Regions from separate parts of the Homo sapiens genome. Here regions 1 and 2 are each linked to region 3. The links are chromatin loops, found by intact Hi-C in ENCODE. Cell type or tissue: CD14-positive monocyte. All regions are shown on one strand.

Region 1 (8,000 bases), 90 kb after region 3:
CAATAATCTGTTCCAAATGTAGGAATAACGTGCTGCATTATCCCCATTACAAAACTGATGCTGTCAGAAATGGGCGTAAGCCCCTCTGTGAGATCAGGGAGCTGGATGTTCTGATGTAGGCAGCAGGAGCTCCTAGGAGCACTGACGGGGGTGAGTGTAGATCAGAGAGCCAGATGTTCTGATGTAGGCAGCAGGCGCTCCCAGGAGCACTGACGGGGGTGAGTGTAGATCAGAGAGCCAGATGTTCTGATGTAGGCAGCAGGCGCTCCCAGGAGCACTGACGGGGGTGAGTGTAGATCAGAGAGCCAGATGTTCTGATGTAGGCAGCAGGCGCTCCCAGGAGCACTGACGGGGGTGAGTGTAGATCAGAGAGCCAGATGTTCTGATGTAGGCAGCAGGTGCTCCCAGGGAGCACCAATGAGGGTGAGTGTTCAGGTGCACACGTGTGCAGTTCATGCATCATGGGGGTGTGTGTGTGCGTACACACACGTGCACATGACAACTTTGAAGACGGTTCTAATGGGCGTTACTTTGACAGATCTTAATTTTGTCAGCCTCCCAGTTGTCGTTACAGTGGTGTTGCTGAGGTCAGCGTCTTGTGATACTAACGCAGCTTCTCTGTGTGCTCAGTTCCTTCCTGTGTACAGCCCTTCTGAGGAGGAGAAGAGGAACCCCGCGCTGTATGCCAGCAACGTGCGGCGAGTCATGGCCGAGTAAGTGAGCAGCTCCTTCCCCCATCGCCGAGTCAGGGGTGTCTCCCAGAGTGCTGCTCTCTGTATATTTAAAATAGGCAACAGCGTTAGGAAAAGGCATTCTTGCAGAAGTGCGGGAACCAGCTTCATGCATGTTGGTGAAGCGTGCTTGGCCTTGTGCTGTGCGCCCCTTGTTTCCCTCTGATGGCATTTCACCCTCTTTGACGTTGGGAAGATGCATGACTGGTTCTTCCAGACCTGCCTGCAGCCGTTGGTCACCCCAGGTCCTATGTTTCCTGTGCCCTAAATGAGCCAGCGGGGCGCTGGCCTGGGCCAACTTCACATCTGTGCGGCGGCCTCCACGCCTACCTTTGCTCATCTGCCTGTGTGATACTTACCGGTGCCCTTACTCTATCTGGCAGAGTGGAGTGGTGGTTGCACATTTAATCTTGTAAGGTGACTTGTGCTGCTTACACAGTTGTCGTGCATGCAGTTAGGAAGAGGGAATGTCCTCGCTTCCCATGGTCCCAGGTCCCCTGCTTGCATGGCCGGCAGTGCTGTCGGCTCACACGCCCTCCCCCTCTCCCTCCCTCGGTGTCGTCAGCTCACACGCCCTCCCCATCTCCCTCCCTCAGCACCTTCCATCCCTCAGGTCCCATTCCCCCCACACTTGTCCTTGCAACCAGGTCCTCCCACCTGGATTTACCCCCACGTGAATGCCTCCCTAGTGCTTCCTCCTGCAAAGCTCTGTCCAGTGGAGCTAGAGCCTCCCCTCCACCGGGCGGCTGCCAGACCTGAGCTGCAGGAGCCACTTGGAAGCCACATCAGCCTCGGTCCACCGGCCCCACCCCCAGGCTCCTGCTGCAGCAGGTCGGGGCATGGCTGGGAACTCGCCTCTCCAGAGAGCCCAGAGGGGAACACAGCCACGGCCGGGCCCATCAGAGTGTGCCTGGCTCTGACCTCCGAGCCACTTTGTTCACACTCCGCTGACACCCTGAAGATTCAGCTGGGCGGCCCGTTCCCTCACGTTCCCATCCTCTCCCTCCCAAAGCATGTGTCCGAGGGTAGAAATGGGCCCGGCAGTCTCTGTCCCGCAAAGCTCCACTCAACCCCCACCACAGGCAGCTCTGAACAATACAAAAAGCTGAGTAGGCGCCGAGCCAGGGGAATGCATTCCCACCTCCAAGCCCAGCACCTGTGCTCCGGACTGCTGCCAATACTGGCTACTTTTGGGGACTTAGGAGGAAGAGAACAGATTTTACAGCGCTCAAGGAGAGATCGCCTGTGGGCCTCACTGATTATTTTAGAACCCTCCATTTCAAACAGACTCCGAGGAACTTGTACTTTTTTTAGGGTACGAGAGTGCTGCCATTTCCATTGTAGTAATTCAGAATTCTCTTAAAACCCCACTCCAAATTACCGGGAACCATGTTTCATCACATCAGGGCCGTTGGAGGGTCTGCCACCGTCAGCAAAACCCCCCACCAAGGAACATGGGAGGGAGAAGCAGCCTCGGACTCCTGGGCCTGGGCGGGGCCTGTGCAGCCCCACTCGGAGTGGAGATGGGAGGGAGAAGCAGCCTCGGACTCCTGGGCCTGGGCGGGGCCGTGCAGCCCCACTCGGAGTGGAGATGGGAGGGAGAAGCAGCCTCGGACTCCTGGGCCTGGGCGGGGCCGTGCAGCCCCACTCGGGGAGTGGAGTTGATCATGAGCAGAGGGACCCTGGCAGCGCCTCCTCCCGGCTGGTTTCCCACTCCCGTAGTGGGTCCTAGGAGGCAGTGTTGGAAGCACGTTCTCCTCCCCTGCCCGCTGCAAGGATGGTGGCACCCCAGGGTGGCAGAGCGCACACATCCTTCCTCGACCTTGGTTTTCATCTGGGATGGGGCTCGCCTCTGAGTCATTTGGGGTTCTGAGTTGAATGGCACGTGTGCAGTGCTGGCCTGGAGAGAGGTGCCACCCAGGACGGGCCATCAGGAGAGGCCGGGGATGGCCCCAGGTGTGGCTGGCGGAGGTGGGTGGTTCTCCCAGCCAGGGCTCCTGGTCCCTGGCTCACCTGGAGTCACACGTGGCGGGGCCAGGACTGCTGTGAGCTTCACAGGCAGCCGCTCAGTTGGGCCTTGTCCTTTCCTGTGGATAGCCTGAGACTCTCCTGTTCCAAATGATGATGCCTAAGTTTGCCAAGGGGAACTTCAGCGGCTCTCAACTAGGACTAGAGAGGCACCGATTTCTCATCACCTGAGCACACACGGCACGGTCAGAGCAGCTCTGGGAGTGAGGGCACAGCCCGCCTCACTCTGCTTCATCCTGTGCTTCACAGACAGTTGCTTCACGTTTGTGGCAACCCTGTGTTGAGCAAGCCTATTAGCACCGTTTTCCAGCACTGTGAGCTCACTTTGGCGTCTCTGGGTCACATGTTGGTAATTCTCGCACCATGAGCTCACTTCGTGTCTCCACGTCACATGTTGGTAATTCTCACGCTGTTTCAAACTTTTTCACGATTCTCACGTGATGGCAGTCTGTGTCAGTGACCTTTGGTGTGGCTGCCGTCATCGTTTCAGAGCACCCACGAGAGGTGAAGCTGATCGATGAATGTGTGACTGCCCCACCAACTGGCCCTTCCCCTGTCTCACTGCCTCTCCTCAGCCCTCCTCTCCCCTGAGCCATCGGCGGTTATTCTGGTGGGGCGGTGGGAACTGGCTGCCACGAGGCTGGGCTGACGGGGGTGCTGCCCTCCTTGTAGGGCCTTGGGTGTCTCCGTGACTGACTACACGTTCGAGGACTGCCAGCTGGCCCTGGCGGAAGGACAGCTCCGTCTCCCCGCTGACACTTGCCTTTTAGAATTTGCCAGGCTCGTGCGGGGCCTCGGGTGAGTACCTGGTTCTTCTTCCTTGAGCATTAGCTAGAACCCGTGATGCCGAGGTCTGGCGGGGGCTGCCTGGGGTTGCAGGGAGGGGAACTGAGGAGATAATTATTAATTATTCTGGCTTTTTTCAAATATCAACTTAAGCCCACATAGTGTCTTTCAATCCCTTAATGCTGGCATCAGCTGTCTGTGGACGGCGCCCCAGGAGGGCCACCCTGTGTCCTGCCACATCTGCCCTGGGAAGGGAACGGGTCTCAGGGGCACAGGCACCTGGCTTGACACTTGGACAGAACACATCTCGCACCTTCCAATTAGGAGAATGCCTTTTCTTGAAAACTAGCTTGCTGCTACTTCTGTCAATTTTAATATTTTGATGAGTCTTAGAAGTAAATCTGGTGTTAGCATGCCACCATTTTATTGAAAAAGAAAGCTTTCCCTCTTTTTTTGTCTAGGCTAAAACCAGAAAAGCTTGAAAAAGATCTGGACAGATACTCAGAAAGAGCCAGGATGAAGGGAGGAGAGAAGATAGGTATTGCGGAGTTTGCCGCCTCCCTGGAAGTCCCCGTTTCTGACTTGCTGGAAGACATGTTTTCACTGTTCGACGAGGTAGGGCCTGTCGCCTGCGGAGCGGGGTGTCGGCAAAACCTCCTGCTTTTTGAAGCATAAATTGTTCTCATTCTAATATAAATATATTTTCACATGAATTTGAAAGCAGAGAAGGAAAACCACCCATCACCACCCCACCCTATCATTTTGAGGTATTTCCTTCCATGCTTTTAAATACGCGTACACATTTGACGTTTAAATTACCCTTCACTGATGAATGTGCCTGTGGTTTGGGGTTTTTCAGTGTGATTACGGAGTCTAACAATATCAAACTGTGACACCCAGCCTGGGGTCTCCAAGGGACCCCCTGCAGGGTCCCCTGCTCACCAGAGCTGCTCTTTGCAGCGTCAGAGTTTCTAATAACACGCCCGTCCTCTATGATCGGCTTAGAGGCTCCCCGCCAGCCTGTGGGTGTGGGAGGGCTTCCTCCTGGTGCAGCCGCCCACTCCCCTCTGCCCTCCGCACGTCATCCCCAGGTCCTCGTCGTAATTGATGAGGCATCCACGGTCACACCAGGTGGCCCTGAACATGGCGGGCAGCCTCGGGGTTTTAGGAAGGTGCGAGGTGGCACGCAGGGGCGGGACAGGCTGCCACGGCGAGCCACAGGTCAGCCAATCCTGGTCTTTTCTGGGTGTTAGTGTCACAGCATGGACACTTACACTGTGGTCCTGGAGGAGCTGGTGATACGCCAGGGTGTGTGTAGAAGGCTCCTTCAGCCATGACTGTCCCGTGACAGCATGAGATGTCCCGTGTGACAGCACCATATATGTTTTGCACCAACACGGAGCAGCTGCAGTGCAGTCCTGGGTGGAACCCGGGCTGGCAGGAGGCCTCTCTGGCCAGAGAGCAGGTGAGGAGCACTCAGGACAGGGGGAGGACTCTGGCCAGAGAGCAGGAGGAGCAGGAGAGAGGAGAGAGGAGCACCCAGAGGCAAAGGAAGGACTCCCTGGTTGGAGAGAGCAAGAGAAGATGAGGAGCACCCAGGACAGGGGAAGGAGGCTGCCCCGCAAGTATGCAGAGTGTGAACCAAGGATCACAGTGCGTGGCTCAGGGCATTCTCCCACACGCACCAGAGGGGCCCCCAGCCACGGGCCCTCTGCTACAGGGCAGCTGGAAACAGTGTCTCGGATGCGAGTCCTGCCTAGTGTCCGTAAGGGGCCCCCAGCCGCGGGCCCTCTACTACGAGGCAGCTGCAAACAGCGTCTCGGATGCGAGTCCCTCCTGGTGTCCGTGCCACATCTGCAGCTGCGTTTGCACTCAGGCGCTTTACCACAGTGTTGGAATTGAAACGTGAAATGGTGAATACTGGTTTCACAGGCAGCATTCCTGGTTTCACAGGCAGCGTTCCGAGGTAACTTATGACACTGTGCAGTTAATTTTTTATTTTCTGCAATTTCAGATGCACATGATCTTATGAGATAGGAGTATTCTCCATTTACACCCAGGACCTCAGACCCCCAGCCCGAGACCTTCCCAGAGCCAGGGACTTGTAGTCATTTCCACCTGCCAGACACCCAAGCCCCAGTCCCAGTACCCCATGCCTTGCAAGGGGTGTGGCGTAGCACAAAGAAAGCTATCAGTTCCCTCAGAAGACCTTCAGGGACCTGTGTGCGTCTCACCCCTAGCACCTACAGCCTGTGGTTGACACAAGCGTAGAGGGGCAACTACTGGTCAAAGTCCTCCCTCTGCCCCTGGGTGCTCCTCACCCCCAGCTCTCTGAACAGGGAGTCCTCCCTCCGCCCCTGGGTGCTCCTCACCTCGCCTCCTCCTGCTCTGACCAGAGTTCTCCCTCTGCCCTTGGGTGCTCCTCACCTGCTCTCTGGCCAGAGTCCTCCCCCATCCTGGGTGCTCATTATCTCCTGCTCTCTGATCAGGGAGTCCTTCTGCCCCGGGTGCTCCTCACCTCACTTCCTCCTGCTCTCTGACCAGAGCGTCCTCCCTCTGCTCCTGAGTGCTCCTCACCTCCTGCTGCCTGGCCAGAGTCCTCCCCCTGTCCTGGGTGCTCCTCACCTCCTGCTCTCTGGCCAAAATTCTTCCCCTCTCCTGGGTGCTCCTCATCTTCTCTTGCTCTCTCCAGCCAGGGAGTCCTTCCTTTGCCTCTGGGTGCTCCTCACCTCCTGCTCTCTGGCCAGAGTCCTCCCCCTGTCCTGAGTGCTTCTCACTTGCTGTCTGGCCAGAGTCCTCCCCCCTATCCTGTGTGCTCCCCACCTTCTCTTGTTCTCTCCAACCTGGGAGCCCTCCCTCTACCCCTGGATGCTCCTGCTGCTCTCTTCCTGGAACCTCCTCCTGCTCTCTGACCAGGGAGTCCTCCCTCCACTCCTGGTTGCCCTTCATCTCCTGCTGTCTGACCAGAGAGTCTTCCCCCTGTCCAGGGTGCTCCTCACCTCCTCCCGCCCTGACCTGGGAGGTTCTTTCCTGTGGCCTGGGCACACCCTGCAGCCACGTGCAGACTGTCCCCATCGTCATCAGAAGTGCAGACCCTGTCAGCCCCCACCTGTGCCTCTCACCACCCTGCTCACTCACATCAGCATGTCCCTGGAGACTCTGGGTGTGAGGAGTTACTGAGAATGGTCAGCGCGGGGCTGACTGGCTTCCACAGCTGGCCCGGGCTGCTGTTTAGCTCCACGTCACAGCTCCGGGTTCACCTTCTTTCTGCAGGATGAATGGGTTGCCATAAACAGACCAAATTCCTAGAGCCCAGAATCAGCCTTGGTGCTTAGGGGGTATTCTCAAATGCAGGTCTTGGCAGGTGGCAGGCATTGCATCGCGTGTGCTTTGCTGAGGTGCTTCCTGTGGCAGCCTTGTGAACTTTGGGAAGTCACTGTAATGGCCCCAAGAAGTGTACACAGCACAGTGACCTTGGAGAACCCACTTGGTGGAATGTCCTTCCAAGATTCCCTTTTCACATGGGCAGATGTTCCCGAGTGAGAGTGGGACTGGCCTTTAATTAACACCAGCACCCATGGGAAACCCTGGCGTTTCTCCAGTGCCGAAGGCGGCCGAGCTGTGGCTGAGAGCGTCTCTCCCCACAGAGCGGCAGCGGCGAGGTGGACCTGCGAGAGTGTGTGGTTGCCCTGTCTGTCGTCTGCCGGCCGGCCCGGACCCTGGACACCATCCAGCTGGCTTTCAAGGTGAGTGCAGAGTTCACATGGGTTTGACTGGGGGACAGGGCGGTGCAGTCACGTCAGCACCATTGTTCATTTCTCTAGTTCCTTATAATATCAGTTAATTGATCATTTGCCCAACTGCTATTTTTACGTAAGCTTTTTATGCTAGCTGTTGTTTGTAAAATGCCCAGAAAACTCCCAGATTTATTTCTTCCTGGATTAGCAATCCACACTCATCAGAAAGCATGGCTGAGGTTCTTCCTGGGTCCTGGGGCACCTGGGTGGGGCTGGTGGTGTCACACACCATCACACACTACAGGGCACCTAACACAGGGGCCACACACCTTGTCCTCTCTCCCCCTCAGACTGGACTGGTGAAGAAAGCACGGCTTAGGAGCTGCCCACCTCAGCTAACCCCAGGGGCTACAACATGTCAGAGCCCAGTCATCACCACTGGGGGAGTCTGGGGTCCCAGCCCAGCTGCAGACTCCTGGGAAGCCCTCAGGACTTGCCTCACCACAGGGAGTCGCTGCTCCCTGGGGGCTGAGTGGGGTCTGGGTCAGGCCTGGAGGGCGGGAGGCCAGGTAACCCTGAGGGTTTGGCCTGGCCTATTCTGAGGCTCCAGCAGCACCAATGTGGATTTCATCTGGGATAGAGCTGGGCCGGCTTTGCCTGTACAGAGGCACAACTTTACCAAGGCTTCTCACAGGGTGTGACTCACATTAGCCAGACT
Region 2 (8,000 bases), 52 kb after region 3:
ATCATCATTGTGACATCCTCCTGGGTCCCATGCATCCATCAAGCTCAGCACATCCCAGGCTAGACCTGTCCTGTCCCTGTGCCAGGCTGTCTGCCCAGTCAGTGGCCCCAGGACCACGTGGCGCCTGTGCCATTGGGGAAGTCTCTGTAAAGAGTGGGCTCTCCTCTCCCTCACCTTAGAGCGATCAGGTCATTTCTGCCTCCCCCACAACTGCCACTGGGCAGTGGCCTCCAGCCCCCAGCAGCCCTCCCTCTGTGTCCACAGCTGCACGTCAGGCTGGTCACCTCTGTACCTCCCTGCACTCAGAGGAGTGGACATACTTGCCAGGGCCCACAGCCCCTGCCCACTCCCATTCTACCCACTGGCTGAGCAGGGGTCAGCCTTGCCTCACAGACGTTACTGGTGGTCCAGGGGCTCCCTGCAGCTGGGGGAAGCAGGATGTCCTGGGTGGAGGGTCTCCCATAGCCAGGGACAGGGCCAGGATGTGCTTGGTGGGCTCCCTGGAGATGGTGGCGCAGACCCAGAATTGTGGGGACAGAGGCACTCCTGCAGCTCGGGGGAGTGGGGGTGAGCCAGGATGTTCCGGGGGGCCCCCTGTATTTGCCCGTAGTGTGGAGCAGGGTGTACAGGGCAGGCCAGGGGCTCCTGCAGCTAAGTGGGTGGGACTTAGGCCAGGATGTTGTGTGTGGGCGGCAGTGGGAGGTGGGGGAGGGTCCCAGTATCTGTAGATAGTGCAGGGCAGGGTATACAGGGCAGGCCAGGGGGTTGGGCCAAGATGTTCTGGGGGGCCCCTGTATCTGCGGGTAGTGTGGGGCAGGGTGTACAGGGCAGGCTGGGGGTGGGACTTGGGCCAGGATGTTCTGGGCTGGCGGGGGAGGTGGGGGACCTTGTATTTGCGGGTAGTGTGGCGCAGGGTGTACAGGGCAGGCTGTGGGCTCCTGCAGCTTTTGAGGGTTTGGGCCAGGATGTGCTGGGGGGCTCCCTGTATCTGCAGCCAGTTCGGAGTAGGAAGGGCCGGGCAGGCTGGGGACTCTTGTAGCAGGATCCCCTGATGCAGGATGTGCTGGGGGGCTCCCTGTATCTGCGGCCAGTTCGGAGTAGGAAGGGCCGGCAGGCTGGGGACTCTTTCTTGTAGCAGGATCCCCTGATGCAGGATGTGCTGGGGGGCTCCCTGTATCTGCGGCCAGTTCGGAGTAGGAAGGGCCAGCAGGCTGGGGACTCTTTCTTGTAGCAGGATCCCCTGATGCAGGATGTGCTGGGGGTGGGGCTCCCACCACAGGGGGCTTGGGAGGTGCTCTCCACCAGGGCCCCACTGGCTTTCTGCAGATGTTTGTTAAACAAATGCAAGCAGCTAGAAATGCCACGGATCCTGAATTTCAGGATTCTTTTTACTCAGACCAGGCGGGAGGTCCGGGGAGATTGGCGTTTCCCTGGGCCACAGCTCCGGAGGGCCTGTCTCAGGGCCTGGGCTGAATGGGAAGCGTGCTGGTATGTGTGAAGGTCCTGTTTTGGCTGGAGGTGGAAGGTGGGGTCCTGGCGGAGCACGCAGGGGGACCTTTTTGTTGGAATGATCCCAGGAGCCTGCTTCTCCTGAGCCCCCCACGATGTATCACTGTCTGCAGCGCCTGCATGGTCCACAGCCCCTGAGGTCCTCGGACACCAACAGAGTGAAATGCTGCTGCAGACCTCGGCCTGGCGGCGTGCCTGGCGGCGTAGGGTGCATTCCCAACCTCGGAATTAAAATGTGCAGAATGTACACCTGGGGGTCAGGGTGTGGGGCGTTTGGTTCACTTGACCACCTGTGGGCCCCGTGTGGACTTTGAGTCCCCCAGTGCGGAGCAGACTCCCAGTGTCCTGGGACACAGCCTGGGGCTCAGGACTGACCTGTCGAAGGAACAGTACTGAAGAAACAGGCTGCCTTTCACCGCGAGCGTTTGGCATGGCTCTGCTCTGTGAAGCTGTGAGGCCCGTGCACCTGCGATGGCCCCTCGTGCTGCTGTGGCTGCAGTGCTGGCATGTGGACCCTGTTTGTTGTTTTTGGATATCGCTCACTGGGCAGATGAGGCTGGGGCCTCCCTGTGCCTGGCCTGTGCCGGGCCCCTTGTGCCCAGCATCTCCTGTGCTTCTCCTCCCCTCGGCCTCGAGGACAAAGCTGGTGCCTCCCAGGAGGGCCCTGGCATCTCCAGCCTCTCCCCAGCCGCTGGTGGTGGGGGTTCTGCTCTCGGGCTGCCCATCTGGCCCCGTTCTCATTGGAGCTTCTCCACGGCTCCTGGGACTCCCACCTCCAGGGCCCGTTTCTGCACGTGGGAGCTTTGCCTTGAAAGCTGCCTTCTGAGGAAATGTAATCGCAGGGTGTCCCGCCCCACGGGTGAGAGCCTGTGGAAATGGAGGAAATGTCATCACAGGGTGTTCCGCCCCACGGGTGAGAGCCTGTGGAAATGGAGGAAATGTAATCACAGGGTGTCCTGCCCCACGGGTGAGAATGTAATCGCAGGGTGTCCCGCCTCACCGGTGAGAGCCTGTGGAAATGGAGGAAATGTAATCACAGGGTGTCCCGCCCCACGGGTGAGAATGTAATCGCAGGGTGTCCCGCCCCACGGGTGAGAGCCTGTGGAAATGGAGGAAATGTAATCGCAGGGTGTCCCGCCCCACGGGTGAGAGCCTGTGGAAATGGAGGAAACATAATCGCAGGGTGTCCTGCCCCACGGGTGAGAGCCTGTGGAAATGGGTCAGGTGTAACCGAGTCCCCGCAGCCTCCAAATAGGAATCTGCAGCTAGTTTCTGCTTTTGAAGCTTAGCCTGTGCCCACAGTGGAACGTGTGCAGCCCAGAAGCTTACACTTCTGAGTTTCTGCTCCCTTCCCTCCTGTATTCTTCTTGCGAGCACCTGCCGTGAGCCAGGCCTTGCAGGAGCTGAGCCCTCGGGGTCACCAGGCAGCAATGGAAGGGCCTCCCAGCCTGCAGCCTGTATTGTGGAATCTCTCCTCTAGAGTGTGGGGCTGCAGGTTGGACATGGGGGACGTCATATGTAGGGACCAGAGGGACAGAACTCTGGCTGGGTGTCCCAAACCCTTCAGGGAAGGGGGATTTGTGCAGAGCTTTGCGGGTGAGGAGGCATGAGGACTGTCTGGGAGAGCATGTGGGCAGGACCCGGAGGCCAGCCTGGGGACCGGAGGAGCGGCTCCGGCACCTGCCTGCCATCGGTCATCTTGAAGCAGGAACTGGGGCATCGGCTGTGATGCTCACATAGCCACCCTGCCTGGGCCCTCCCTCCGTGGGGCTCTGCACTCTCTACTCCTGATTTCTCAGCTGAGCTTGCACCTCCACCCCACGCCCTTTTCCCGCAGGCCCACACCAGGATGCCGGCGCGTGCCATCTTTACACGGGCTGCACCTGTGCCGTCTGAGCCAGGTGGTGCTGCGGTTTCCGTCGGTCTCGTTCTGCCTGCACCTGGACACCATTTGTCCAGAGTGCACATTGCAGGTGCTCAGGAATTGTCTGCAGAATGAGTAAGCGTGTTTTCTTTCACACACCTTTTTACTGGTTACTTTCCAACAGCACCAATGTGTGAGCACCATGCCCTGTGCTGGCATCACGGGTGTGAGCCAGGGTGTCAGGGAACGCTTAGTCCAGACAGCAGAGCCCCCCGATGGGAGGAAGACTCCAGGTGAAGGCGTGGGCCATACATAGCTCAGGGGGCCCGAGGGAGTCAGCCCACAGGGCACAGCCTCATTCCAAAGGTCACAAGGTGTCCAGGAATCTGCATTTGTAGTACACAAGGTTGAAAGTCTGAGATGTGGCCCCCCGTGGGCACTTCAGCAAGCTGTGTCTTCTCCAGTGACTGCAGGGTGCTTGCCCCAGATGTTGGGGGTCTATGGCCCTTGATTCTACGGGAAGCATGGACACTGGGTGCTTCAGGGATAGTGAGAGGGAGGCTCTAGTGTGGGACTGCTCTTGGGCCGGGGCCTTGTGACCCTGTGAGCCTCCGTGGGATGATGATGCAGAGCTGACAGTGACTCCGAAGGCGGGTGTGGCCGGCCCAGCGGCTCCATATCTTCCTGATTGGACATGGGGCATGGAGGGCCTGCCTGTGTGGCACCACCCAGCACATAGCCCCACTGCGACTCACGGGGCCGCACGCCACACAGGAGCTCAGACTACTGTGCCTGCCAAGCCCTGTCCGGGTGGCCGTGGGGCTCACTTTACTGGCGAATGAGCAGGGCTCTAAGTGTGGTACGCCCTCTGCCACCTGCTGTGTCCTGGTGGTGATGTGGGGCTGCCCAGGTGGAGCCTCCTTGCCTGGCCTCAGCAGGACCCAGCCCACCCTCCAGACACCCGCTGAGACCGGGAAGTGATGCTCCTCCCAAGCCACAGAGCTTAGGGACAGCTGGGGCTGCAGCTCAACACAGCCATCCCCAGCCATGAGGCTGCCTCCTTGGGGTTGTTGGCTGAGTGGCAAGCAGGAGGGTGCCACCATCTGGGAGCAGAGGACGATGCACAGCTTTGCTGTGCAGATGCATGAGGCTGCTCGATGGACCTCCCTCCTGGAGGGGCTCGGTTCCTGGCCAACCAAGACTGGAGTGGCCTGATCCCACTCAGGGATTCCCTGGCTGTTCTCTGACCCTGTCTGCAGGAAGCAGCTCTGTGTTCAAGAGAGGAATTCAAGCAGTGTCCTGATGGCAGAGTGAGTGAGGCGTACAGGTGCATCCCCACGTAAGGTGAGCAAGGTGAGCAGATGACATCCCCACGTAGGGTGAGCGAGGTGAGCAGGTGCATCCCCAAGTAGGGTGAGCGAGGTGAGCAGGTGACGTCCCCACGTAGGGTGAGCGAGGTGAGCAGGTGCATCCCCAAGTAGGGTGAGCGAGGTGAGCAGGTGACGTCCCCACGTAGGGTGAGCGAGGTGAGCAGGTGCATCCCCATGTAGGGTGAGCGAGGTGAGCAGGTGATGTCCCCACGTAGGGTGAGCGAGGCGTGCAGGTGGTGTCCCCTGAGGGGTTGGGGCCACGTGGTCTCTGATGCCACGTCTGCTACAGAACCTAGGTAACTGGGACACACAAACAGCGCGCGCCGGGGAGGTCAACCCCGCAGAGCCAACCGTGAGCCCAGGTGCAAGAGAGGAGCTGTGCGGTCGCAGTCGGAGGTGCTGTGTGTGGAGATCCACAGAAAGGCCTGCGTGGGCATGAGCAAGTAACCGCAGTGACTCCCTGGTCTCTTCTTGCTGGGATATGGGGCTTCAGTGCCGTCTTAGGGGCCCAGGGTTTTCTCAGAGCCAGTGCCCCTCAGACGCTGGTGGGGACGCCCCGCAGGAGGAAGGTGTGCTCCCCCATGGCTGTTTCCAGAAAGCAGGACTAACCAGGGCCTGCAGAAGCCATGGGAGACAGCCTCCACCCACGCTGCGGAGAGCGGCCCCTGCTCCAGAGACACTGCACTCCTCCAGGCCCGCCTGCCCTCCAGCAGCGGCCCTTGCTCCAGAGACACCACATGCTCCTCCAGGCCTGCCTGCCCTCCAGGTCATGTTCCAGTGTCCCACAGATGCAGCACCACGGCCCAGGCGGCATTGGTGTCACCCCAGGGTGCTACCTGCATGCTACCATCCAGTCCCAGTGACGACACTGGTGCCAACGGTCCCAGGGCCGTCCCTGTATCCTGGAAGCTGGCTCACAGGGGAGCTGGTTGGGTGTTGATGGGGGTTCCCCAGTCACAGGGTGTCGTGGTTTAGACATGGCCAAGACCAGACTGGCTTTGATCCCATTCAACACCGTGCAGCATCCTCGTAAGACGCCCGTGGACTGGAGTGGGTTGAAAATGGTAAATGGAGTGGTCTAGGAGAATCACTGTGCTGTGGGACTGCGGGGCCGATTTGCAAATCCAAAGGGAATTACTGAACACACTGTCATCTCGCAGGCAAGAGCCTCGGGTAGGTGATGGTGCCGAGGGTTCTGGTGAGGACGGTGGAGTAGAGATGACAGCGGCGGGAGGCGGTACGGCTGGTTGAGGGTTTGCAAAGAAATAGTTCAGTTTTAGAAAAGCTATATTTAATTTTAGATTTGAGTGGGAGAGCGAAGAAGAAACAGCTTTATAGATAGCAGTAAGCACGGGCTGTGGGGGAGAGGGGTTCCTGCGGGGAGGCGCAGATCCTCCTGCAGTCACACGGGGTGGGGGTGAAAAGCTCCAGAGTGTGACCTCACTGAAATCTAAGGTCAGGGAGACAATGGATGTTCACAGGGGTGAGAAAAAGACAAAGAAACCCACCATAAATTTGGCACAAGATGTATATACATTTATATAAATGAGAAAATTACACAAACAGAAATGGGAATACCCAGTAAACATAAAATGTTCCTCCCAATGAAACCGTCCCCGTGATGTGGCCTGCGCTCCTGGCAGCCCATCCCTCCTCCTGCAGGCCTCACCTGGGATCTGTAGCGCCTGGGGTGCGGGCCGTGCCTCGGGCTCCAAAGGTAAGAGTGGTTGTGTGTGCAGAGAGAGCCCACGGCAATGGTTCACGGTGCCACTTTTTCACATTTCCTGTCTGCTTTTAGTATCGTTAACTATGAGAATTCATTGTGGGCGTGATCGCTGATTCCATATTTGAAGGCAGCGTTTGGTTTGGACCAGAAGTCATGTTATATGAATAAAGGTGTTTTGGTGATTGGGGAGACAGAAAAGGAGGGCGTTTCCTGCTGCTGCCTTGCTCGGTTTGTGTCTGTGGGTGCTGGACGGGAGTGGGTGATTCCCGAAGCTCCCTCCAGCTCTCAGATGCCGAGGGCGGGCTGGTGGTGTTTGCTGATGGAAGTGCCGGCTCCGTCCGATGGGATGCCTGAGAGAACTGCTGTGCTTTCAAAAGTTGTTCTTTCTCTAAAAGGAAAAAGCAAAAGAAAATTAGACCTTGGACAGCAGGCGCCTGTGTGTGCTGCCGCTCGCCCTCTCACCGTGGGAGGAGTGCACGTTCTCTCGTGGATTTGCAAGCGCACTGTCGCATATCCTGTGGAGTTGGGATAATTTTTTCCACATAATTAAAGCAGCAATGTTGGGATGCACCTTCAGGAGGGAGCATTCCTGTGAGCTGCCTCCACCGCGCTAACCGTAGAGCTTGGGGTGGCTGGCACTGAGCATCTGCCCCGGCCGCCTGTGCGGGATGACGCGGCCTCGCGGCCTTCGAGTCTCCGGGCGCCATCCTTTGGGCAGCCTCCCCTCCACCCCTGCCTCGTTGCAGGTGCATTGGAGCCCCTTCACTGGCTGGGGCACTGCAGTGTGACATCTCCAACAAGTGGGCTCGGAGGGGCCGCAGCATCCCTGCGCCTGGTGGGCCTCACCGCAGCACCCCTGTCGGGCACCGCGATGGCGTGAGTGCACACGAGAGGGACCACATGTTCTCTGGCAACCTCGTGTCTTTGAGTTCAGCACTGATTGTGAAACGCCGGGTGATGCTGGGGCCTGGGGCTGCTTACGGCCCTGGTGGCCTTGGCAGAGACGAGGGAGGGGTTTGCCAGCTGCCTGAAATCAGAGAGCCTGGGCCTGGGCATTGTGACCACCGGCGCCTTCACTCAGAGACTTCCAGAGAGTTCCAGGCCAACATTTGGATGGCCTTGTTTACATTTAAGCCAAGAGTCATCACTTTTATACTTTTTATCATGGGAAATTTCAAACATATGTCAAGTGTCTTTCTCAGCTCCGGCTTCCATAATAAAGTGCCTCAGATGGGGCTTAAACCACAGACATTGTTGTCTCACCATCCTGGAGGCTGGAGTCCGAGACCGAGGCGCAGCAGGGCTGGTTCCTCCTGAGGCCTCTCCTGGGCTTGCAGATGGTGCCTTCACCCTGTGTCCTCACAGGGCCGTCCCTCCCTGGGTGTCTGTGTCCTCATCTCCTCTTCTTATAAGGACACCAGGCAGGTTGGCTCAGGGCCCCCAGATGATCTCATTTTACCTTCGTCACCTCTCTAACAGCCCCTTCTCCAAATACAGTCACCCTCTGGAGTCCTGGGGGTCAGGACATCAA
Region 3 (8,000 bases):
AGTAGGATTAGTAAAAGAGGAAGGCCTCTGTCTCCTGCCTTCCCCTGGGAACGGAATGTCTCAGTATAAAACTGATCGTACATTTGTTCAATTCTGAGATAGGAGAAAAACCACCCTGTGGTGGGAGGCGAGACATGTTGGCCGCAATGCTGCTGTTACTCTTTACTCCACTGAAATGTTTGGGTGGAGAGAAGCATAAATCTGGCCTACGTGCACATCTAGACATAGTACCTTCCCTTGAACTTACTTGTGACACAGATTCCTTTGCTCACATGTTTTCTTGCTGACCTTCTCCCCACTGTCACCCTGTTCTCCTGCCACATTCCTCTTGCTGAGATAGTGAAAATAGTAATCAATAAATACTGAGGGAACTCAGAGACCGGTGCCAGTGCGGGTCCTCTGTATGCTGAGCGCCAGTCCCCTGGGCCCACTTTTCTTTCTCTATACTTTGTCTCTGTGTCTTATTTCTTTTCTCAGTCTCTCATCCCGCCTGATGAGAAATACCCACAGGTGTGGAGGGGCTGGTCCCCTTCATTCTATAGTTATTATAAATGTACAGGAACATCAAAAGGAACTTGTTTGTATAATGTCACAGTACAAGGTACGTAGCCCAGGAAATGACCAATCTGATGGGTGTTATAACCCATCCAAGCCCCCTGCGACCACCGTTTTTAAAATAAAAAACTGGTCCTTTCCTTGGCGATACAAGTAAAATAATAACTAGAAGAGAAGAAAAAGAAATTCCCAAACAAGTAACTTTAAAATTTGATGCTTGTGCAGCCATTAATGGTAACAAGCTAGAATTAAAATGGAGTTCTCTTAACTAGGAAAAGAGCTACACAGTAAAAAATAAATATGTTTGTCATAAGTCAAGGATCTGTGAAAATTGTGCCTATTGGCCATGTGTTATTTAGGCTACTTAAAAAAAGGACAAAAAAGACCCAGTTCACCTTCAAAAAGGGGAAGCCAATCTCTCCTGTGCTGCCGGTCACTGTAACCCACTAGAACTAATAATCTCTAATCCCCTAGACCCCCACTGGAAGAAAGGAGAACATGTAGGCCTGGGGATTGATGGGACAGGGCTAAACCCCCAAGTTGCTATTTTAGTCCGAGGGGAGGTCCACAGGCACTCTCCCAAACCAGTGTTTCAAGCCTTTTATGATGAGCTGAATCAGCCAGCACCAAAGCTTCAGAAAAAGACAGAGCCACACACACCCTGCATCACCCAGGCAGGGAAAATGAGCTGGGCTGTGGGTGCTGGGAAAGCCATGCCTGCAGCCCCCTTCAGAGTCAGGCTGCACTGCACAGGGAGCCTGAGAGAAAGGTGGAGAGGCCTCCTGAGCCCGGCTCTGGGCATCACAACAGCTGGTGCCTTCCAGTCAGGTTTGCACCGCCAGCTACGGGGAGGTGGCTGGCTGACGGTGAGTTGGTGCCCAGGGTTCTTGGTCCCGTCCCACATGGCAAGACACAGACAAGACTGCCCAGCCACACAAGCCAGTGAGTGAGAGGAATTCCCCAAAGTGTGTGTCTGGAGGCCAGGTGGGTCCCTCGACCTGCATCTAAAGCCCTACCCCCCTGCCCCCGACAGCCTCCCCTGAGGTGGGTCCCGGCACACGGTTGCTGCCTCCAGGACAGGGGACATGAGCCCACAGTGTGGGCCGCCCCTGGCCATCCTCCGGGGCTGGCCATGGCCATGGTCGTGGCACCCTGGGGGCCCAGTATGCAGCAGTGGAGGCCACAGTGACAGGAAGTGCCAGGGTGGTCTGGCAGGCGCCCAGGCCTTCCCTGGCTTCAGCCCGTTGTCTGGCCAGTTGCGTTCCCCAGGGGCCACCCGATGCCTCTGGCACTCTCCATGCTGGCTGGGAAGACCAGTGTCGGCCACTTGGCCGTGGGCAGCCTCCTTCTGGCACTAGCACGTGCCCCTCCCTCTGTCCTCGCTCTGCCTGCCACGTCCACTCAGCCACATGGCACCGGGGTGTCTTCACCTGTCCAGCCTCCAAACCTGGTGGGCCTCAAGGGCACAGAGCTCTGCCCACCAGGCTGACATGCCCCTAGGGGGGACTGGACTGGACTCAGGACGGTCCCTGCTCATGGCAACCTTGCTGTCCACCTGGGCTCCTCGGCCTGGGTGAGTCCTTACTGGGGAGAGGGCTCCTCTGCCCTCCAGCTGATGGGTGTGTGCTGGCGGACACAGGTCAGGAAGCAAAAGCAGGAAAACCAGGGAAGGGGCGTGCAGTGTGGAGGCGAAGAGGGGTCCTCCCCTGGCCAGTGTGCGTAGCCAGTTGCACCTCACGTCCCAAGGCCATGCCCAGGAGCAGCCCCCTGCTGTGTGTCCAGGGGGCAGGGCACTGACCCCACTTCACCTTCCCCTTAATCCAGCCGTGACCCTGCTCCACGCCAGGATGCGCTGGGATGGCTCGGGGGCAGCACCCTGCACAGCAGCTCTGGCTCTAAGCTGCACAATCGGATGTCTTGCATAGTCACCGGCTAATCCAGGACAGGCTGGTGAAGGTCACTCGCCTGGGCATGAGTCGCCACCCTGCACCCTGCAGGACAGGTAACTTGGAGAGGGCTCATGTTATCTTATTTAACAAAAACATTGCCCAGAGCATGGTATGATAAAGACCTGGCAGGAATGGAGAGCGCCTCCCACAGAACTTTCACCAGGTGCAGGGAGGCAGGATGCCCATGGGGCGTTTGGGCAGATGCCACAGGGCGATGTTGGGTGGGACCCCCAGCTACCGGCTCCAGGAGGGGTGAGGAGGCCTTGGGCTCCTCTTCCAGGCAGCCCCACTCAGAGCCTTGCACAGAGGGCGGCGCTGCATGGAGGGGCAGCCGGAGCCAGGCCAGGAGCAAGAGGGCCAGAGGGAGGCAAGGTGCAAAGCAAAGCCTGGAAATCCAGACAACACTGGGAACATCCTGCACTCTCTAAGTTCACCAGTGCACAGACCCGCCTGTGGATGGACTCACCCTTGTCCTCTGGGTCCCGCCTGTGCCCAGGACTCCCAGGACCTCGGAGGTATACTCTAGGCATGATCTTCATTACTCTGCAGAACTGTTCACCTTAATTTGCTGGAGGTTGTCTTAAAACATGGCCTCTATCCATCCACATATTTAGCGGAATTGATTAAAATAAACTTAATACTTTCATGTCATCCTTTTAGGGATTTCTTCAAAGGTTTAGATATTTCAAGCACTGTGTTGATTCTATAATTCACCTGCTGGAGAGAGTTGGCTTAAGGGATATTCTGAAATGAACAAACAGCCACAGTCACCTTTGAAGAGCCGCACGTTGCCCGTCCCATCCCAGCTCTGAGCCTCTGCGAGGTTCTCCCCTGCCTGCTGAGCTCCCTCCCCTGTGACACCAGGAGCGGCCCCTCCTCCCCACACTGCAGGGGCCTCCAGATCCCAAGGGGCAGGCCCAACTCCCTGAGAAACTCAGGGACCAGTAGCCACTGTCTCCCTGGGGACAAGGGTTTGTCCAGAAAATGTGGTGGGCAGGATGGGTTGGATCTGAGACAGGCCTCCAGGTGCCGGGGTCACAAGCCAGTCAGCCCCGGCAGCAGGCGGTCACCGCAACATGTCAAGGCTCTTGTGACTTCGAGTGTGGCTCCTGGGAAAGGAACCGAATGGGCTGACTCAGTGTGGCCCCTGGAAAAGGAACCGAATGGGCTGACTCAGTGTGGCCCCTGGAAAAGGAACTGAATGGGCTGACTCATGTCGGAGACGCCTGTCAGCCTCTCTCAACCTCACCCCTCTCTGGGAGGCCAGACACTGTGCCAGGACCCAGAGGGTGGGAAGTCACAGCCCAGAGGATGGGGTTGTGGGGGAAGGTGAGGAGGACATAGGGGAGGTGAGGAGGACAGGGGGAGGTGCGGAGGAGAATCTCGGATGCCGGTGGGCCAGGGTGCCAGTCACCAGGTGAGTGCCTGCAGCTGCCCTGGCTCGTGGCTTCTGTGGCCTGCAGGCTCTGCTGCTTTTTGGCATTGTGAGTGCCGGTAGCCTTGTCCACAGGAGGAGACTGCTTCTGCAGAGCAGGGCCCCCGACGGGCCTTAGCAAAACCCTGAGGACCTTGGACCTGAGGACCCTCCACAAGGAAAGGTGGGGGGCAGGGCTGGCCAGAGGGGCTCTTTGTATAGCTGTTGCTGGGGGTGCTGCTTTACCAGGCCCTCAACTGGGTGTGAGAAGGTGGCTCCTGGGCACAGCTGGGATGGCCATGCTGGGGCCAGCTCCAAGTCCCCTCTGCCTTCAGGGACAGAGGACATGGTGCAGAGGCATGGCCTTGAATCCATGTGGCTTTTCTACAGGCTGTGGGTGAAAACCACCCAAGGATTCTGGGGTGAGCTCCAGACCATGCGCTTCCAGTGAGTGAGGGGAGCAGCAGCAGCGGCCACATCTCAGGAGCCTGTCTAGGGGCTGTCCTCCAGAAAAGCAGAGGCAGAGACATGAGGCAGCAGCCCCCGGAGACCCTCCCGCACGTGGCCAGCCAGCGTGTGGGGCCGCATCAGCCTCCTGACAGGAGGGGTCCCCAATGTGGCATCAGTTCCTGGGCCCTGGAAGCTGCCTGGTGTGGGCTCGCAGCCGCTTGACCAGGCTCAGCCAGGGAGGCATTTCCAGAAAGCTTCCTTCTCGTCCCGAGAGCTGCCTCTGTTCTGTGCTCACCCGGCCTGCGGCTGGCACAGAGTGTGGTTTAGGACCGCTGCTCTAGGGGCTGAGGAGCGTGCAGCCTGCGTGACCAATGGCACGATGCATCCTGCTACCTCCTGAGACCCCTTAAAGCGTGGTGATGGCCGAGCACGTTGAGGCCCTGGAGCGACCCAGCCCATTCCGGGCGAGGAGGCCCAGCTGGAGCTGCTGCGGGGAACTGAACTCCCTGGGAACAAGGAGTCCTGGGGCTGAGGCTGAGCTGAGTGGAGTCTGGAACAGAGAGGAGGATTCAGGACCTCAGTTCAGTGTGAGGGTTTTAATTTTCAAGGGTAAGAGTTTGTGTGTATGAATGCTGCTATGGTCTGAATGGGTCCCCCAAAATCCATGTGTTGGAACCTTAATATCCAGTACAACAGTGTTGGGGGTGGGGCCTTTGGGAGGAGCTTAGGTCATGAGGGCGGAGGGTGGATTAAGGCTGGTGCCTCGATGTGGGACTTCACAGCCCCCAGAACTGTGCAAGAAAACAACCTGTTCTTCATCAGTTACCCAGCAAGAAGCATTTCGTTATAGTAGCACAAACAGATTAACACACATGTATTGCTGGGGTGTGTGTGTGTGCGTTTATAAGTTTGTAGATGTATGGTATTGCGTTGGTGTGTGTCTGTGTTATGAATTTGTATGTATGAGTGTCGATGTGTGTGTGTGTGTGTGTCTATAAGTTTGTAGATGTATGGTATTGCGTTGGTGTGTGTCTGTGTTATGAATTTGTATGTATGTCAGTGTGTGTGTGTGTGTGCGCATTTATAAGTTTGTAGATGTATGGTATTGTGTTGGTGTATGTCTGTGTTATGAATTTGTATGTATGTGTGTGTGTGTGCGTTTATAAGTTTGTAGATGTATGGTATTGCGTTGGTGTGTGTGTTATGAATTTGTATGTATGAGTGTCGATGTGTGTGTGTGTGTGTTTATAAGTTTGTAGATGTATGGTATTGCATTGGTGTGTGTCTGTGTTATGAATTTGTATGTATGAGTGTCGATGTGTGTGTGTGTGTTTATAAGTTTGTAGATGTATGGTATTGCGTTGGTGTGTGTCTGTGTTATGAATTTGTATGTATGAGTGTCGATGTGTGTGTGTGTGTGCGTTTATAAGTTTGTAGATGTATGGTCATGTGTTGGTGTGTGTCTGTTATGAATTTCTACATATGTGTGTGTCGGTGTGTGTGTGTGTGTGAGTGTATGCATGTTTGTATGTTGGTAAATATGTGAGTGTGTGCACGTGTGTATATGTGTTTATTAGTTTATGCATATATGTGTGTTAATCAGTTTGTGTGTGTGTGTGCATGTATGCCACATTCCTTGTGAAAAGAAAGATATTTTCCCAAACACGGAATGACCCAGTGCCCAGCCGTGTTCCTGGAGCCTTGGCCGTTCCACTGTGTGAGCTGTGCTCAGTGAGCCAATGTCATGACCTGGAAAAGCTGCAACCCAAGAAAGGGACCCAGCCCTGCCGTCCCCCAACATGCTGGGTGAGCTGCTGCAAACTCACTGCACAGTCACCCTGGATCCTCTGAAACAAGGACTTTCTGTCCCTGGGACCTCTGTCCCAGGCTCTCTGTGCACCCAGGAACCACCCAGACCACAGGAGCCGAGAGTTGAGGTCGCGTGCACGACACCAGGGAAGATGAGGGGCCTCTCTCACCTCGTCCTCCTCCTCTTCCTCCTCTGCCAGGTCCAGGTCTGTCCTCCGCCTTCCCCTTATCCCCACATCACTGCAACCTCACCCTTCCCTCCACATTCTTATTATCCAAGAGAGCAAGTAAAGAACAGTATTTAGTTGAGTTTATTTTTCACTGAGATAAATTTGCATGTAACAAAACTAAGAATAAATCTAATTAGTGATAATCCATCAAGCAGGCTAAAAGATGTAATCTGGATTAGGGAACATTGTATCTTTGTCTGCATCGTTGAAACAGACGACTTTCATGCATATTTATCAATGAGAAAACGAGGCACCAATGTTTTTGCGATGCCTGCTCTAGTGACTGTACAAGAGTCATTTACAATTAACACAGTTACTGAAAATGGAATGTTTGTGAATGGGATTTCTTTTACATAAATGAAGATGTCTTAAAATCCTGTTACCCTGAAAGTTGACTCACTGAATTCTCATTTCATGGATCCAGGAAAGGCTATCCCAGTGTAGCAGGACGAGCCGCAGACAAAATTCCTCAGACACCAGCTTAAAGAAGGAAGAGGTTTGGCTGGGTGCAGTGGCTCATGTCTGTAATCCCAGCACTTTGGGAGGCTGAGATGGGTGGATCACGAGGTCAGGGCATCAAGACCGTCCTGGCTAACATGGTGAAACCCCCTTTCTACTAAAAATACAAAATAGCTGGGCGTGGTGGTGGGCACCTGTAGTCCCAGCTGCTTGGGAGGCTGAGGCAGGAGAATGATGTGAACCTGGGAGATGGAGCTTGCAGTAAGCCGAGATCATGCCACTGCACTCCAGCCTGGGTGACAGATCAAGACTCTGTCTCAAAAAAAAAAAAAAAGAAGGAAGTGGTTTATTCAGTCGGGAGCATCAGCAGACTTGCGTCTTAGGAGCCGAGCTCCCTGAAAAAGAAATTATTGGCCTTTCTAAAGGCTTACACTCTAAGGGGTCCACGTGAAAGGGTCGTGACAAATCGAGCAAGCGTGGGGAACGTGACTGGGGGCTGCATGCATCAGCTAACAGAACAGAAAGTTTCGCGATGCTTTTTCATACAACGTCTGGAATTTACAGATAACACAAGTAGTTTAGGTCAGGGGTTGATGTTATTATTATTTTTTAATTCCTAGGGCTGGGTGGTGGTGCCAAGGTCATCTAGCTATTTATCTTACTTTTGTTTCTTTCCAACTCTTTGCTTTCTCTCTTTCCTCCTGTCTTGTGAACTAGGCAAGGTGGGCAGCAGGAGTAGTAGTGGTCTCCTTCCTTACTAGGTGGACCCCTTCTGAACTTCAACAGTGGCGACTGGTGGTTTCTGTAATGAAATTTCAATTTGACCCTCATCTGAGAAGAGACAGTATCTGGTAACACAAAGCTCAGGAACTGCACACGATCTCTCACGAAAGCTTATGTCCAGTTTCCATCTGGTGCCAGCCCACTCGAAGGGCAGCTAAATGTCACTAGGCAGGTCCTGCTGGCAATAAGTGTGACATAAGATGCAGATTCAGTGAAGCCAGGCCCATCGTACGACAAAAGCTTGTGAGGGTTGGTTTCTCTGTCAGATTCCAGGTTCATAGATAGGATTCAGTGAAGCCAGGCCCATCGTACGACGAAAGCTTGTGAGGGTTGGTTTCTCTGTCAGATTCC

The links. Peaks named below come from ENCODE experiments on the same cell type or tissue, not always from the same donor. Only the 100,000 strongest peaks of a DNase experiment are listed, where the experiment ranks them.
Region 1: it touches region 3 in a loop (7-fold over the local background); 2 of 110 quality-filtered maps call a loop at or near these places.
Region 2: it touches region 3 in a loop (1.8-fold over the local background); 10 of 110 quality-filtered maps call a loop at or near these places.

What each region holds. Positions count from the first base shown.
Region 1 is chr5:1,470,117-1,478,116 of GRCh38, reverse strand. It overlaps LPCAT1 (lysophosphatidylcholine acyltransferase 1), which reads left to right. Exons shown (of 14, transcript NM_024830.5): 9 at 631-713; 10 at 3,432-3,557; 11 at 4,007-4,160; 12 at 7,193-7,291. Among named protein-coding and RNA genes, the nearest start is that of SLC6A3, 29 kb to the right of the region's middle. In CD14-positive monocyte, no CTCF peak of the experiment used is centred here; DNase peaks (open chromatin) are centred at 616 and 3,076; H3K4me3 peaks cover 648 bases; H3K27ac peaks cover 6,670 bases.
Region 2 is chr5:1,508,329-1,516,328 of GRCh38, reverse strand. The region is part of intron 1 of LPCAT1 (lysophosphatidylcholine acyltransferase 1); the gene reads left to right. It overlaps MIR6075 (microRNA 6075), which reads left to right and starts at 5,473; the gene lies at 5,473-5,567. RefSeq lists enhancers at 1-423, 424-983, 984-1,544, 1,545-2,103, 2,664-3,223 and 3 more and a silencer at 4,261-4,555. In CD14-positive monocyte, a CTCF peak has its summit at 4,208 (motif pointing left); DNase peaks (open chromatin) are centred at 8 and 2,438; H3K27ac peaks cover 1,913 bases.
Region 3 is chr5:1,559,926-1,567,925 of GRCh38, reverse strand. No RefSeq gene overlaps it. Among named protein-coding and RNA genes, the nearest start is that of LPCAT1, 40 kb to the right of the region's middle. RefSeq lists an enhancer at 1,236-2,217. In CD14-positive monocyte, no CTCF peak of the experiment used is centred here; a DNase peak (open chromatin) is centred at 3,655; H3K4me3 peaks cover 1,164 bases; H3K27ac peaks cover 1,429 bases.